Linked DNA regions of Mus musculus: region 2 is linked to region 1. The links are chromatin loops, found by intact Hi-C in ENCODE. Cell type or tissue: left cerebral cortex. All regions are shown on one strand. Each heading gives the region's core, and the rest is flanking DNA. Links, peaks and the distances in the headings are about the cores only. Region 1 has its middle 23 kb from the start of Gm46376. Region 2 overlaps Gm31829 (a long non-coding RNA gene).

Region 1 (7,586 bases), core at 931-5,930:
TCCCACACACCAGCAATGGGATGCCTAGTTCTCCGGCATCCATCGTAAGGTGTGGCTTCGTTCATAGGCCTGGATATGCAAAAGGTTCCCAGTGAAATGAAGCTTGTCGGAATGAAGGGTGAGAATGAGTTCGGATGGGAAACTGTCATGTTACTAAAGACACATTTAAAAGTTTATAATTAAGAATGTGGGAGAAGAACAAACCTTCAGGTCATAATATACTTGAAAGTTACCGGCTCAGATAGCGTCTGCCTTTGTCCAGTGTCTATGACTGATAACACAGCACCACAGTCTGGTACACTAAAATAGGAAAGGTCTCTCTTCTGGCTTACAGGTTTAAGCCAGAGTCAAAGAGCCACAGCCAGTGGTAGCTTCTTTGTTGCTGGCAGGGTCCCAAGGTGGCTCTGGGCAGCATGTGCAAGAGACCAGGAGTGTACTTGTATCTGAATGTCTCCCATAGTCTCTCTGTCTTCTTAGATCATCACTCATTCATCATTGAACTCTGTCCTGATCCCTCCCCTAATCAAATATCCACCCCCTATGCTGCTGTTGTGTAGCAATTTTCTCTGACTGGAAGCATTCCATCCTGGTGAAGACCCAGGAAAGGGAGCTCATTAAGACTCTGGAAGTAAACAACTCAAAAGTCTCAAAAAAGTCCCTAAAACTTAACAGATGCACACAGCTCTTCTTTCGTCAGCAGTAAGGATGGCTGGGGTGGGAGTGGGGGCACTCTTGGACCTGTCAGGCTGCCTGCAAGTCATGTGGAGATCTCTGGGTTCCAGCTTTCATGAGTTCTAGCTGATACTGGGGTGAGCCTTGATGATGCAATAGCCTTCAATGGTCTATGCTTCTGTAAGTAACCCCAATAAATTCATTGGTTTGCCAAGTTGGACTTTGGTGGCATATGTGTACTTTGGTCTGTTATTGTTTCTCACTGAGGTGAGCATATGTTTGTTCCTGTCACCCAAGGAATAGCACCTTGTCTGAACACTACAGTCAGATCAGTGTCTCCTCCTCTGAGTAGCTCACAGAGGGAGTTTAATTCCAGTATATATTTATATTTGGGAGACTCACCAAACATTCAAATCATAGTAGGATATTATTCAAACTCATGCTTTTAAAATATTTTATCAGCATATATTTGATTATACATAAAATTATTTCAATAACTAGGCTGTGCTTAAGTACGTCTAAAATAACTTGGTGTGAGACTCCTGAAGTTTGAGCTGATAGCAGCTACTGAGTCTGCACTGAACTGCACTCCTGCCTTCCACAGTTCATCTCTCTGCTGCCCACAAGGGTCGCAGAAATCCCCTCAGGGAATATTTTACATTCAAATCGTAAGGTCTCCCAAACTGTCATATCCAATGGCTGGGGCGTATGGTGGCAGAGAGATCCAAACCCTTGACCTTAACTCTGAACAGCTGAAGAGCCAATCTCAGCCTCTTTCAATCCCATTGCATTCTTCTGAGAACTGAAGTCCCCACTGGGGTGGGTTGGGACCCCGCCTGTGGTAGAGATTTTGCAAAGCCAAATGATGAACTTCATGGTTAAGGAGAGTTAAATCACTGTAGACCAGAGACCAGATTATCATGGACTATTTCTCACCCCCAGGGCAAGCCTTTATTCTCCAGCCTGCTGTGTCTCTCTGTCTGACCCAACACACTAAGACTATTGAAGGAAAAAACAAAAAAATAAAAATAAAAACAAACAAACAAAAAAACCCCGAAAACTTTGCAATGTACTCTTAGGAAGCCACTTGCCTGCGCCAGTCCACAGGCTCAGACTGTCAGTGGGCGGAAGCTGAGGTTATAACAGAGACTTGGCTCCCATTTTGCTTACCTGATGACTGTACCCATGTATCTACCAAATGCTTGGTTCATGGCTCCATTTGCTCCTTTACGATAAAAACTCACGCCAGACCATGGGATCTGAATTATCTAGGGCTGTGTTCTTAAGGCCATGGCCATTCATATTTGGCTCCAGAATAAGCGATCCCTTATTCCTGTTGATGTGAGAGCCATGTTTTTGTGTTGGTGTTATGTTTGCTCCCTCGCTCACGTCACCTAGAGAGCCCACCCTAACGCATCTCTGCACACACACTGCCCTGCCATCCTGATCCAGTATAACAGTCATGAAGGGGTGTGTGTGTGTGTGTGTGTGTGTGTGCTGTGTCTTCCCTCTTGTTGCGTCTACATCTATGTTCCAATGTGACATCTCCACGCCTCTCAGCATTTCACATTTTTTAAAAAAGATTTATTTACTTATTATACGTAAGTACACTGTAGCTGTCTTTAGACACTCCAGAAGAAGGCATCAGATCTCATTACGGACGGCTGTGTGAGCCACCATGTGTTGCTGGGATTTGAACTCAGGACCTTCGGAAGAACAGTCAGTGCTCTTAACCGCTGAGCCATCTCTCCAGCCCCAGCATTTCACATTTAAACTATAGTATCTCTGTAACTCTCACACCCAATACCTGAACTTCATAGTAGCACAAAAATCCCTTGACTATAACTCCTTTTCAAGCACGAAGCTACAGTGCATCTCTGGCTGATTTTCCCTTGCTTTTTTCAACATTCCGTGTTTCCACGTAACTCTCAAGCTCTCTTGTGATTTCTGATGAAGCTTAATTCTAATTAACCACTTCCCTTCACAGTTAACTGCTGGCATTTATGACCAAATGGCTTTAGAAGGCATGCACTTTGAAGTAGAAGTGGCTTATGCTGGACTGTCCCATTTCCTGAGTGTCTAGCTTTTTGACACTGTGACATGGCACTGTCATCCACAAAGTTCACACGCTAGAAATGTACAACATCACGTCATAAGGGATGTTGACAGCTTTGTACTGGGCTGCACTGGTAGCCTTCCTGAGTTGTGTGCCGTGGCTAGGGTTGGACATACAAGACCCCTTCTGCAAGCTTGGCAAGGCTTTAGCCAGCAGGTGGCTCTGGTGCCTAACAGATAGTCCTTACTAATTGCGGAAGTTCCCTAGTTTGAACAAGCTGAGCTTTGCGGTTGGAAGAGCTCCAGGCTGGCTGGGGAGGTGTGGTAATGTGTGAGCAGGGGCGAGGAGGGAGGGTGTCCTTTTGCTGAGGACAGTGTGGAGAGAGATTTGGGGTGTCTACAGGGCCTGCTCTGAAAGGAGATGGAATTCCACTCTGGGGCAAACCCAAACTAAATAAATTTTAAGAAATGGTGAATTTCCTCTCACAGGAAAGGCTCCGAGGAAGCCCCGGAATGTTCCTATTAGCTTTCCATAGAAACAGCCGTCTGAGGAGCAGGGCCACCCAGGGGCTCTCTATATGAGCTACTGTGGTTGAAAGCCCTTTTAAAATTACCAAGTATTTAGTGCTCTCTCTATTGTGATGGTCCCAGCTTCATGATGGAGGTGCTCTTCAGTGCTATGCTTTGAGGCTCGTGTGTGTGTGTGTGTGTGTGTGTGTGTGTGTGTGTGTGTGTGTGTGTATGGGGGGGGGGTCTTCCCTGTCCCCAGATCTCTCTGGCCACGACAACTACATTGCCATCCCTACAGATTTGTCCACTGCCTCCCAAGAGTGCTTTATCTAGGTGGGTGCTCTATCAGCTGGCAGATGTTGGTCCTGATAGTCAGCCGACAGCCCCAAGTGATAGTCCTGTGGGGTGTAGCAGTGTAGACAAGAGGACTAGCCTAGCTTCTCGACCCTGCTCCACCACAAGCATGCAGTGAGCTTCTCCCTGAGAGGGCCCTGCCTGTGAGTGAAGGCAGGGTGCAGGCTGAGCCCTTGATTTCCCAGGAGCCGTGAGTCATGAGGCTAGAAATGAGACGGTGGCCTGAACTTCACCAAGCGCAACTGGCTTCTGTCTTATGAGCCAGAGTGAGTTGAGTCACACGTAGCAACTGTCTCTTCAGAACCTACTGTACCAGGAGCTCTAAGAAGACTCTCAACCTGGCTTTCAGGTTACAGAGGCCAGGGATTCTAATGCCTGGTTCCTCTCCTGCGCCTCTCACAAGTCTAAGCACCATCTGGCTCCTTCCTGACACCTCCTTATGGACCCTTTTCTCTGACAGTGCCGCCAGCAAATTAAAATAAATTCAAACATCATCATTATTACTACCACCACCACCACCACCACTACCACCTTCTTCTTCTTCTTCTTCTTCTTCTTCTTCTTCTTCTTCTTCTTCTTCTTCTTCTTCTTCTTCTTCTTCTTCTTCTTCTTCTTCTTCTTCTCCTCCTCCTCCTCCTCCTCCTCCTCCTCCTCCTCCTCCTCCTCTTCCTCCTCCTCCTCCTCCTCCTCCTCCTCCTCCTCCTCCTTCTTCTTCTTCTTCTTCTTCTTCTTCTTCTTCTTCTTCTTCTTCTTCTTCTTCTTCTTCTTCTTCTTCCTAGCACTCAGTGATATTTGACTGGGTAGCTCCAGCATTGTGGGGTTTGGGCTCCATTGAGGGGTCCCTGGAGCAGCCTTGCTTTTACAATTAAAACATGGAACAGAGCAAAGGAGTTGTTTAACTGGTCACAGTGTAAACTCTCACTTTTTGTGGACCCCTGGTAGGAAGGACAAAACACGGATCCGGCTCTCATCTGGCTGTGAGTTCAGTTTCCCTCTGAGGTCTGAGTGAGGTCTGCGTTTGGCTAGATGAGGGCACAGGATGTCATAGCTCCATCTGCCTATGCATGGATGCTTTAGTGAAGGCTGGACCATTGCCTCCTTGGAATGTTCACACGGTGCCTCCTCTTGCCAGGACTCTGCCTGTGTGTGCCTTCCTTCTCCCGAGTGCTGATTGCTGCACCAGACACAACCAATCTCCTCCTCAGGAAACCCAGGACTTCCTGTTTTGTGTTGAATTTGAGCTGTCACCTCCTCCTGGAAGCCTCTCTGGACTTATCTGTTTTCAGGATTCATTGAAGTCCAGCCTTCAACCATGTCACCCACTGTTTCCAGGGCCCTTGTGTGACTAAGCCTTTCATCCCATGGTTTTGAAAGTACCACTGTTGTGTCTATAAGAGTATCCTTAGGGTCTAACCCAGGGAGACCAGGACTTTTCAAGTGCTTTCTAGATGATGCTGTGTGTGCCTTGCCTGCAGTGTTCCTGGGAAGAAATGGCTCAGTATACAGCAGTAGAGTCTAGGAGAATAGGCAGCAGATGGCCAGCCCTGATGAGGATGAAAGAGGTTCTTCCTGGATGCTGGCGAATCCTGCAGGACATCTCGGGGACACTTGTGCTAGAGGATAGATCAGGGAAGACCACACAGCAGGAAATGAGAAGAAAAAGCTGTGTGTGTGTGTGTGTGTGTGTGTGTGAGAGAGAGAGAGAGAGAGAGAGAGAGAGAGAGAGAGACCTGGTTACCTGGATGTTTGTGTGTTTTATGTTTGCCAGAGATTAGCCATGACCACTTGGATGGACCAGCTCCAGGATGACACACTTCATGCCATTTGCTGGTTTGATCCCTAGAACCCAAATAAAAAATTGGGGCATGGTGGGGTGCATCTGTATTCCCAGCACTTGGGAGGCAGAGACAGGCGAATCCCTAGAGCTTGTTGGCACCACAGTCAAGCTTCATTGGTGAGTTCTAGGTCAGTGAGACAAACAGACAAAAGTGGTGGGTAATGCCTAATGAATGTCACCAGAATTTGTCTTCTAGTCTACATACACACATATACATACACACATACACACACATACACACACATATACACACACATACACACACATACACATATATGCACACATAAACACACTCTCACATACTCACATACCTACACATACATACACACATATATAGACACACACACACACACATATATATATACATATATATATACACAAACATAACACATACAGACACATATACGCACACATACAGACACATATACACACTCATAAACACACAAATACACACATATACACACATACATACAAACATACATACATATATACACATATACCCACATGCACACACACATACACACACACTTACACATACATATGCACACATATACATACATGCACAAACATGCATGCAGAAACACATGCATGCACACACATGCACACACACACATATATGTGCACACACACACACACACACACACACTCACATAGAGTGATACCCACCAACAATAGGTTTCCAAGACCTGCCCTAGACATGCCATTTCCACAAGGATGTGGTCCATCTCTTGAGTAGCCATGGCAACAGTTCCACTATGTGCTGCTAGTTCACAACAACATGAATTAACATATCTCTGTCTGAAGTGCTTTTCACTTGACCATGAGGAGAGCAAGGCTCCACATCCAGTCTGGTTGTCTGTTTCAGTAAGATAATTAGTACATGCTGTCACAGCAAACTCAGCCTGCAAGTGTGTGGCTTGTGTGACTGATGTGCAGGTATGAACAGCCAAGATCTGTGTTTGCTTGCATTCAACGGGAACACACTGGGAAGGACAGCTGTAAATGGAAGCCTTACTGGAGATTCTTCGTGGAGGATACACCTGTACGGAAGCGAGGGAGGAAGGTGTGGTCACGTGAAGGAGCATTCGAATGTTGGTCTCCCATTAGTGACACTGTTTGGGCAAGTTCAGGAGGTGTGGCTTGCAGGAGGAAATATGTAACTTGGGGGGTGGGGCATGTTGAGGTTTCATGCATCTTTCCCAGTGTGGGCTCTCTACTTCCTGTTTGTGGTTTGAGAGGTGAGCTTTCAGCCACTTCTCCAGCCACCTGCTGTCTGCTGTCCCTGCTCCGCCATCTTGGTCCATTATCCCTCTGGGACCATAAGCCCTTTCTCATCTAAGTTGGCTTAATCATGGCATCTTCTCATCACAATAGAAAAGTAATGAAGACAGCCCCAGGCAGGGGAGAAGCCAACTTCAGTGTGTTTGCTGTGAGGCCTTGGCCAGGCTTATGGAGATCTCTGGAGCTGGGATGGTCAGAGATTTGAGCTTTTCAATGCATGCACCAACCAGTCACTGGCTTCTTGTTACTACCCTGCACAGAGGGTGACCTTGTATGATGCCATTCCTTGCCTGAAGGACAGACCTAGTGAGAAATACAGCTTTGAGCCATCTGCAATAGGAGGTGAGGTTGTCTACTGCAGATGGTGTCCATCCTATGGAGGACCGGAGTTCGGGTGCTGTAGGAAAGGCACTGTCAGAGACTAAGGCTGCCCGGAGCTTTGCTGCAGCAGGAAGTCTCCAGAGGGTGATGGGAAGCAAAGAGTACCCAGCACTCAGCACTCCTGCCTGCCCACAACACGGGCTTCTCCTCTTTCCCCTTCCATGTCTCAAAGGGGATTTCCTCATCTGCAGAATAAAACTGGGCCACTGTTAGAAGAGCATTGTGGGAAATGTGCCAGTTGCTGCTTGCCCTGCGCCATTGCAGAGAACAGAGTGTGGGTGGGGTGTCACCGATCTGAAAACAGACACCCCAACAGTGGGAGGTTCCTCAGAAACAGCTCAAGATAGTAATGGTTCAAAAAAATGGGGAAACTCACATGCTAGGGTTGAATATGTCCCTCCAAAGGTCACATGATAGAGACAGCCCAAAGTTATTTGGTTTATTGCATTTGGAGGTGGACCATTGGCGTGTTACTTGGATTAAATAATGATGAGGG
Region 2 (7,586 bases), core at 1,263-6,262, 350 kb after region 1:
TATCTATCTATCTATCTATCTATCTATCTATTATCTATGTATCTATGTATGTATGTATGTATGTATGTATGTATGTATGTATCTATCTATCTATCTATCTATCTATCTATCTATCTATCTATGTGTATACACACACACACACACACACACACACACACACATCCTCTTTGGCCCAGAACTAAAGCAAGTCTGCTTCCTTTCAGGACATCTCAGATCAGCCTTATTTGAGTGAAGACAAAACAGAAATGCCGGTTCCTGCCTATTTTAAAGGCCTCCCTAGAGCACAGCATGCCTTTCCATGTCATGTCATTGAAAGCAAGTCTTCACTCTCAGACTGAGTCTCAGCCGGCGTCTCTCCCTGCTCTGTCCTGCACCACTTTTGACCACTCTGGGTCTTCCTCTGTCCCAGGCCTCAGAAGGTGCCTCTCTCTGCCAACAGCTCACTCCTTTCACAGTAAGTGAAAGATCCTGTAGCCCAGCCCTGTATGTGCAGATCTTGCCCCATCTTCCAGACTATCTTCCTAGATTCCTAGAACACTTGTCCTTTTTGTTTTGCAAGTTGAGAGGACTCCACCTTCAAGTGAGCCCTGGGTTGGAATTCACCAGCTACGTGGCCTTAGGCAAATGGCTTGACCTCTCTGGGCAGACATTCTGCTATATACAGATAAACAACTTTAATTTGTAGAGCCATTGGGAATATTCAGTGACGAGCCTCGCACACAGGGCTCTTGGCTTTTTCCTCCCACTGGGCAGGCATCTCTGCCTGCTCCATCTTACATCGACTTCTCAGGGCTTCTCTGGCAAGTCCTTAGCTTGTCCTTCACACTGAAAACAATTGATTTGTCAGCTATTTGCCAGGGACTTTCCAAGGGCCTTCGGGAACAGGAGCGATAGGCTGGGACTAAAGCAGCTACAGATTCCTGTGCTGGTGTGTGTGTGTGTGTGTGTGTGTGTGTGTGTGTGTGTGTGTGTGTGAAGCTGGAAAACACAACATAAATAAAAAATATAAAAAGCTACTGTTTTATATGCTAGGATGAGGATAAATGCTGTCAAGAAAAAGAAGAAAACAGGGATAAAAAAATGGAGGAGACAGCTACAACAGCAGCAGGCTCAGTGGAGAACCGTCAAGAGCAACCAAAAAAAGAGCCGATTGTATCTCTTTGTTGGATGAATAAGTGAGGGAACAAAGGAAGTGAGAACCAGGTCTTATTTATTTCTTAGGGAAAATGTCTCGACAGCAAGACCCTGACATTTAATGAGATTTCTACCAAACCCAGATGATATCTAATTAATGGGAGGGAGGGGGAATTTGCAAAGTTTTGGTCCTGGAAGCCTATGGCTTCTTATAAAGAATGACATTCGGGATGTGGGAAGAAGTGGGGCGTGGGGGGGGGGGCTTCAGTCTGCAGGGGAAGTTTTAATTGACTTCCTGTGTAACTGATATTTATAAATTGCATCTGACAAGAGAAATCTGTTTGCTTAGCCATTAATTTCTCCAGCTAATTCCGCTATGAGTTTGCAAGACTTCCAGCACAGGCGGTGTGGCTGGTGCTTAGACCTCAGACAGACAAGGGGCTGGAGGCAAGAAGGAGGGGCTGGCATGGTGCGTGGGGGCGGGGGTTGGCTGAGGAGAATGCTTTTATCTACAAGGCTCCAGAAGATGGGCTGAATTTTAGCCATCTGGTGTCTGTGCCCTCCGGTGCTCCCTCACCATAGAGAAGAACACTGTAGAGAGACCGGGAGGTAGCTTTTCCTATGGCCAATAAGTCTAGCATCCCCAGGAGGTCACAGAGGTCCAGTCTCAGCCTCATTTCCTAGATGAGGCTGCTGAGGCTCAGAGAAAGCAAGTGATCCCCCAAATATTGTCACAAGCTAAGGGTCTCCTTAATTCAGGGTCCCCAACAGACCTGTGAGATGTCTCAAGACCTTGGGAATCTACAAGGCCATTAAACACCTCCCCGCTCCCCACATCCAAAGAACAGCCTGGAGTTAACCACAAGGATGGGGGAAATATCTTATCTCAGATGGGCCGTCTTTGTGGGGCAGCCTTAGATGGTGTTTGGGTATTTCAATCTGTGGTTTAATGTTCATGACACCGGAATACAACCCACTGACCACCTAGACACACTCTAGTCAGAACCAACCCATGGAGCATCCCTAGCACCCACCTAACCTTACTTAAAACTCCCCAAGTCACCTATAAAAAGACTTGTCTAAGGTCGCCATTCTAATGGTTGACCTGCACACGCTGGTAACTTCTGCAGAATAAACGCTCTTTGCCTTTGCATACGATTTGAATCTGGGGTCTTCCTTCAGCAATTATTGAACCCGAACGCCAGTATAAAAACCAGGCTCATAGCGAATGTTAATAGATGAGCGAATGAACAAGAAGTCTCACCCCAACATCACGGTCTCTCCGTTTCAAAGGCTGGTTAGAGACGTCCCCATTCAGCTACCGCCCAGCAGGCTCAGCCTCAGATCCACTTTACTAGATGCCCAGGCCAGTTCATTCAGCCCAAGTTGGTGGACTCTAGCCCAAGGGGACATGGTGGAGAGGAGGTCTCTCTAGTGTAGTGTGCATCCTAAGCAGGGGACCAGCCCTTGTGCACAGGACATTAATACTGCCTCGTTCAGCAATAGAGGGTGCCATGAAGTGCAGTGACTGGGTCCCTGTGGGACCAGTACCTGTCAGAGAGCCACATGTGGGCAGAAAGTGGGAGAGATTCGGATGCTGACCTTAACTGTGTGAGATCACCCAGCTGTCCCTGGGAACCAATTCTGCTCTACAAACCTGCAGGAAGCGGGACCCAAGGTGAGCCTAGAAGGATGGGCGATTATCTGGGTAAAAAGGAGGGAGAGTGGGAACATACCCGGGACAGCAGGGGAAAGGCCCAAGACGGCCAGAAAGGGCCACCAGGGAAAGGGGCTGGTAAATGTGTTGCTGAGGTCTGGGGCTCTAACGGGGCCGAGAAGTGAGGGACAGAAAAGTAAAGAGGAGAGCCCAGCCTTTGGGACGGGCTAGGCTGTGACTCTAACCTGTGAGGGCCGCAGGGAGCCCCAAGGAAGATTTTTAAGTGCCTTCACTGTTTATTTTAAATAGGGTCTCCTGTATACAAGGCTGGCCTGGAACTCGATAGGACGTTGACGATGACCTTAGCCACCTGATCTTCCTACCTCGGCCTCCTAAGCTGCACCTTAGAAAAGGCAGTGTACAGCTGTGTAGAAAAGAGACCGGGAGACAGAGGGCAGGGAGGCTGGGGGACTCTGCTCTCAGCAGCTCAGCCTCACGCGTGCTAGCGGCTACTATCCCCAGCCAAGAGCTGTGGAGTCCCTGGTAGGGTCCGAGCTCCAGAGCCTTTGGACTCTGGGCTATCCAGTGAGAAAGCACTGAGCTATCTGCTCTCTTCTGTCCCCTAGTGTACTGTCCTAGCAACTACAACTCCTTGTGGTCCTCGAAGGCTTTCCTCTATCTAGATCCCTAATTTTATCCAACTCTTCTATAAAACACGAAATAACAGGAGCTCCGAGCTTTGCAGAACACCTGGTGTCTGTTTCAACTGCTCAAATCTGGCGTTGCAATGCAAAGCTGAAATACAAATGGACGACTGTAGCTGTGCTCTGATAAAGTTTCATTTACACATTGAGATTTGAATTGGTAGACAATTTTCCCAGCTCACGAAGTATAAAAGTATCATTTGTCTTTTGGTTTTTAGTCGTTTAAGAATGCAGAAAGTTTAACAACAGCAGAAAGGCGGATTACTGAGAAGAAAAATGAGCAAAATTAGCTGGGTATGGTTGCATATGCTATAACTGCAGCACTCGAGAACTGGGGACAGGAAGATAAGGAGTTGGAGACCAGCCTGGGCTACAGGAGACCCTGTCTCAAAGTCAAGCAGATAGAGAGAAGATGATAGATAGATACATAGATAGATAGATAGATAGATAGATAGATAGATAGATAGATAGCAAATGATTTGAAAATGTTGATTTATTTTTTTTCTCTATTTCAAGAATAACACAAGGGCCGGACGTGGTGGCACACACCTTTAATCCCAGCACTCGGGAGGCAGAGGCAGGTGGATTTCTGAGTTCGAGGTCAGCCTGGTCTACAAAGTGAGTTCCAGGTCAGCCAGGGCTACACAGAGAAACCCTATCTCCAAAAACAAAACAAACAAACAAAAAATAATAACACAGGGAAGGAACCAAAAAAGAAAAACCATCTCAGCCTCTGTAACAGTTTGGAAAACTCAGGTCAAAGCTATAAAGAGAGACCACTCCCTGCCTATCCAGATGGCTACTGGAGGTTTCACTTTTGATTAATTTTGGTTGAAAGTCTATTTTATTAGACTTTAGAATGGCTACTCCAGCTTGCCTCTTGGACCCATTTGCTTGGAAAATCTTTCAGCCCTTTACTTTGAGGAAATGTCTATCTTTGGTACTGAGGTGTGCTTCTTGTATGCAGCAGGATGATGGATCCTGTTTTTGCATCCAGTCTATTAGCCTGTTTCTTTTGGCAGGGGGTGGGGGTGGGGTTTGAGACCATTGATGTTGAGAGATAGTACTGAGCAGTAATTGTTATTTCCTGTTATTTTAATGGTGGTGGTGGTGGTGGTGGTGGTGGTGGTGGTGGTGGTGGTGGTAGTAGTAGTAGTAGTAGTAGTAGTAGTAGTGTGTGTATGTGTGTGTGTGTGTGTGTGTGTGTGTGCCTCCCATCTTTTGGTTTTGCTGGTGTGGAATTATTTATTTCCTGTGTTTTCTTGGGTGTAGTTACCCTCCTTGTGTCAGAGTTTTCCTTCCTAGTATCTTCTGTAGGGCTGGATTTGTGCATAGATATTGTCTAAGGTTGGTTTTGTCATAGAATATCTTCTTTTCTCCATTTATGGTGATTGAAAGTTTTACTGGGTTTAGTCGTTTAGTAGTCTGGGCTGACATCTGTGGTCTCTTAGGGTCTGCAAAACATCTTCCCAGACCTTTCTGGGCTTTTAGAGTCTCTATTGAGAAGCTAGGTGTAATTCTGATAGGTCTGTCTTTATATGTTGCTTGGCCTTTTCTCCTGGGGCTTTTAATATTCTTTTTGTTGTTGCTGCTGTTGTTGTTGCTGTGTACATTCAGTGTTTTGATTATTATGTGGTGGGTGTGGTCCAATCTATTTGGTGCTCTGTAAGCTTCTTCTATATTTCTCTTTATTTAGGTTAGGGGAAATTTTCTTCTATGTTTTTGTTGAAAATATTCCCTGGACCTTTTAGCTGGGAGTCTTCTTCTATTCCTATTATTCTTAGATTGGGTCTTCCCACAGTGTCCCAGATTTCCTGGATGTTTTGGGTCAGGAACTACTTTTTAGGTTTTGCACTTTGTTGACCGATGTATCAATTTCTTCCATTGTATCTTCTACCCCAGAGGATCTCTCTTCCATCTCTTGTATTCGGTTGGCGATGCTTGCATCTGTGGTTAATGTTCTCTTCCCTAAGGTTTTCCATCTCCAGGATTCCCCCAGTTGATGTTTTCTTTATTGCTTCCATTTCCATTTTCGGGTAGTGAACAGTTTCATTCAATTCCTTCACCTGTTTGATTTTATTTCTGTATCTCTCCAAGGGATTTATTCATTTCCTCTTTAAAGGCCTCTACTCTTCATAAGACTGCGTTTAAGGTCATTTTCTTGTGCTTCAGATCTGTCAGGATATACGGGGCTTGCTGCAGTAGGATAGCAGGGCTCTGATGGCCCCATATTGCCCTGGCTGTTGTGTTTTTACACTGGCCTTTGCATCTGAGTTTTGCAGTTGTTATAGGTTTAGATGCAGATTTCCGAGTTTATCTTTGTTGGGTGTGTGGTCTTTGGATTTTTTTTCCCCCTGGGTTTCTGTTTCCTCTCTGTCTACTGGCCCGAGTGGCCTGGAGTTCTAGTGACTAGCTAGTGTTCAGGTCCAGATCTCCTCTGTTGTAGCCTGCATGGCCCCTGAGTGTGACCTTTACCTCTGGGGTCCCTGGTGCCTCAGGAAAACAAGCCAGGTGGTAGGTTGGAAATTGGAGCTTAGTGGGTGTGTTTATGGGAATATGGCTGGCTAGGGCCTAGTTGTCCTTGATGACTGCAGGCCTCTGGGAATGCAGAGAGTTGTGGGGTAGAAAATGGAGCGCAGGGTATGGGGTGCAGTTTGCTGCTGTTGGGGGTGCTTTTGGGGGAATTGGCAGGTAGGGGTCTGGGGGCTTACCTGATGTGCCTGTGTCTGGTAGCACTCCAGAAAACAGTCAGAGTTGTGGGGCCAGAAATGGAGCGCAGGGTATGGGGTGAAGTTTACCGCTATTGGGTGTGCTTTCAGGCAAGTTGTGGGCAGGCCTGGATGGCTACTACAAAGAAAAGAAAAACGTGTTGACCAGGACCTGGGAAGATAGGAACCTCAAGGACTGTGAAACTGAGCAGCAGCGCAGTGGCTGTGGAGTGTATTTGTAGAGTTTTTTTTGTGGAGTTAAATTGTTCCCGTTTCCTTCCTGTTGCTGTAAAAAACACTGTGACCAAGGCTGCTTAGAGGGGGAGGGGCTTAGTGAGCTTACACTTCCAAGACCCGTTCTGACATGAGGGAAATCAAGACAGTCTTCCCTCATACTCTTCAGTGGGCTCCATCCTCTGCCTCTAAGATGAACCCCTGGGAGCTGTCCTTCCTTTCTCTCACTCTCTGCCACACTGGCCAGTGAGAAAAGCGACTAATACACTCGTGTAAAGAGAGGCCAAGATTTGCACTAATGTACAGACATGATTATCTAGTCCTACGTGTTCACTACCAGGCAAGCATTCAGGTAACTATAGCAACCTCCTAAGAAATCACCAAGCACTTATAAATTTCTGACCCCCAAAACTGTGAGTGGTACTTAAAGTGTTTCTTGCTGTTTAAAGCCACTATATTTGGTGGCTAACTTGTTACACGGCGGTAGCTAACCAATACAGTAAATAAACAATGCAACCTAAGGCATGGTTCCTGGATAGACACCTCTTCCAGTTGTAAAGGCCAAACAGGACAGCAGACGTGAAGAGCTTTGTGCGGACTGACGGGCAGCAGGAGTGACAAAGTCATGGCTCTCACAGTCCGAGGTGGCTTGCTTGTCACGTATGTAGGGCTGTCTAGGAAATCACCTGGGAAGGCATGATTTCACCTGTGTAGTTGGAAAGCTTGGAACAGAGGCTGACCATAGAGGACAGGAAGAACAGGGAGAAGCGACCCCATATTGATCGTCCATTCTGTGGTCAGCTTTGTACAAGTTCCACTTCACCTGCTCCTCATGGCACAGTCGGGCCATGGCCTGGTGCATCTGTGGCACACCCAGCCATGGGGCACACGGCTGCTGAGCCAGAACCGGCATCCAGGTCATGTATAACCAGAGATTTATTCAACGAGCAAGTGTTTGAGCTATTGTACCTAGCCGTAGAGCCCTTGCCTGGTATATCCCCAGCTCTGAGAGAAAACAAATGAGTATTTCATATATGGAGAACAAAAATCCAATAGTGTGATGTGTATATGCTTGGCCCAGGGAGTGGCACTATTAGAAGGTGTGGCTCTGTTGGAGTAGGTGTGTCACTGTGGGCATGGGCTTTAATA

What was found. A loop is a pair of places that touch in the nucleus more often than their neighbours do. Peaks named below come from ENCODE experiments on the same cell type or tissue, not always from the same donor. Only the 100,000 strongest peaks of a DNase experiment are listed, where the experiment ranks them.
Region 2: a loop joins it to region 1, with 5 times the contacts of the local background. A loop is called at or near these places in 12 of 42 quality-filtered maps.

Annotation. Positions count from the first base shown.
Region 1 is chr12:105,422,960-105,430,545 of GRCm38, reverse strand. No RefSeq gene overlaps it. Among named protein-coding and RNA genes, the nearest start is that of Gm46376, 23 kb to the right of the region's middle. In left cerebral cortex, for the core only: a CTCF peak has its summit at 2,933 (motif pointing right); DNase peaks (open chromatin) are centred at 2,976 and 3,807.
Region 2 is chr12:105,069,686-105,077,271 of GRCm38, reverse strand. All of the region lies in intron 2 of Gm31829 (a long non-coding RNA gene), which reads left to right. Among named protein-coding and RNA genes, the nearest start is that of Gm31884, 26 kb to the right of the region's middle. In left cerebral cortex, for the core only: a CTCF peak has its summit at 3,416; a DNase peak (open chromatin) is centred at 3,412.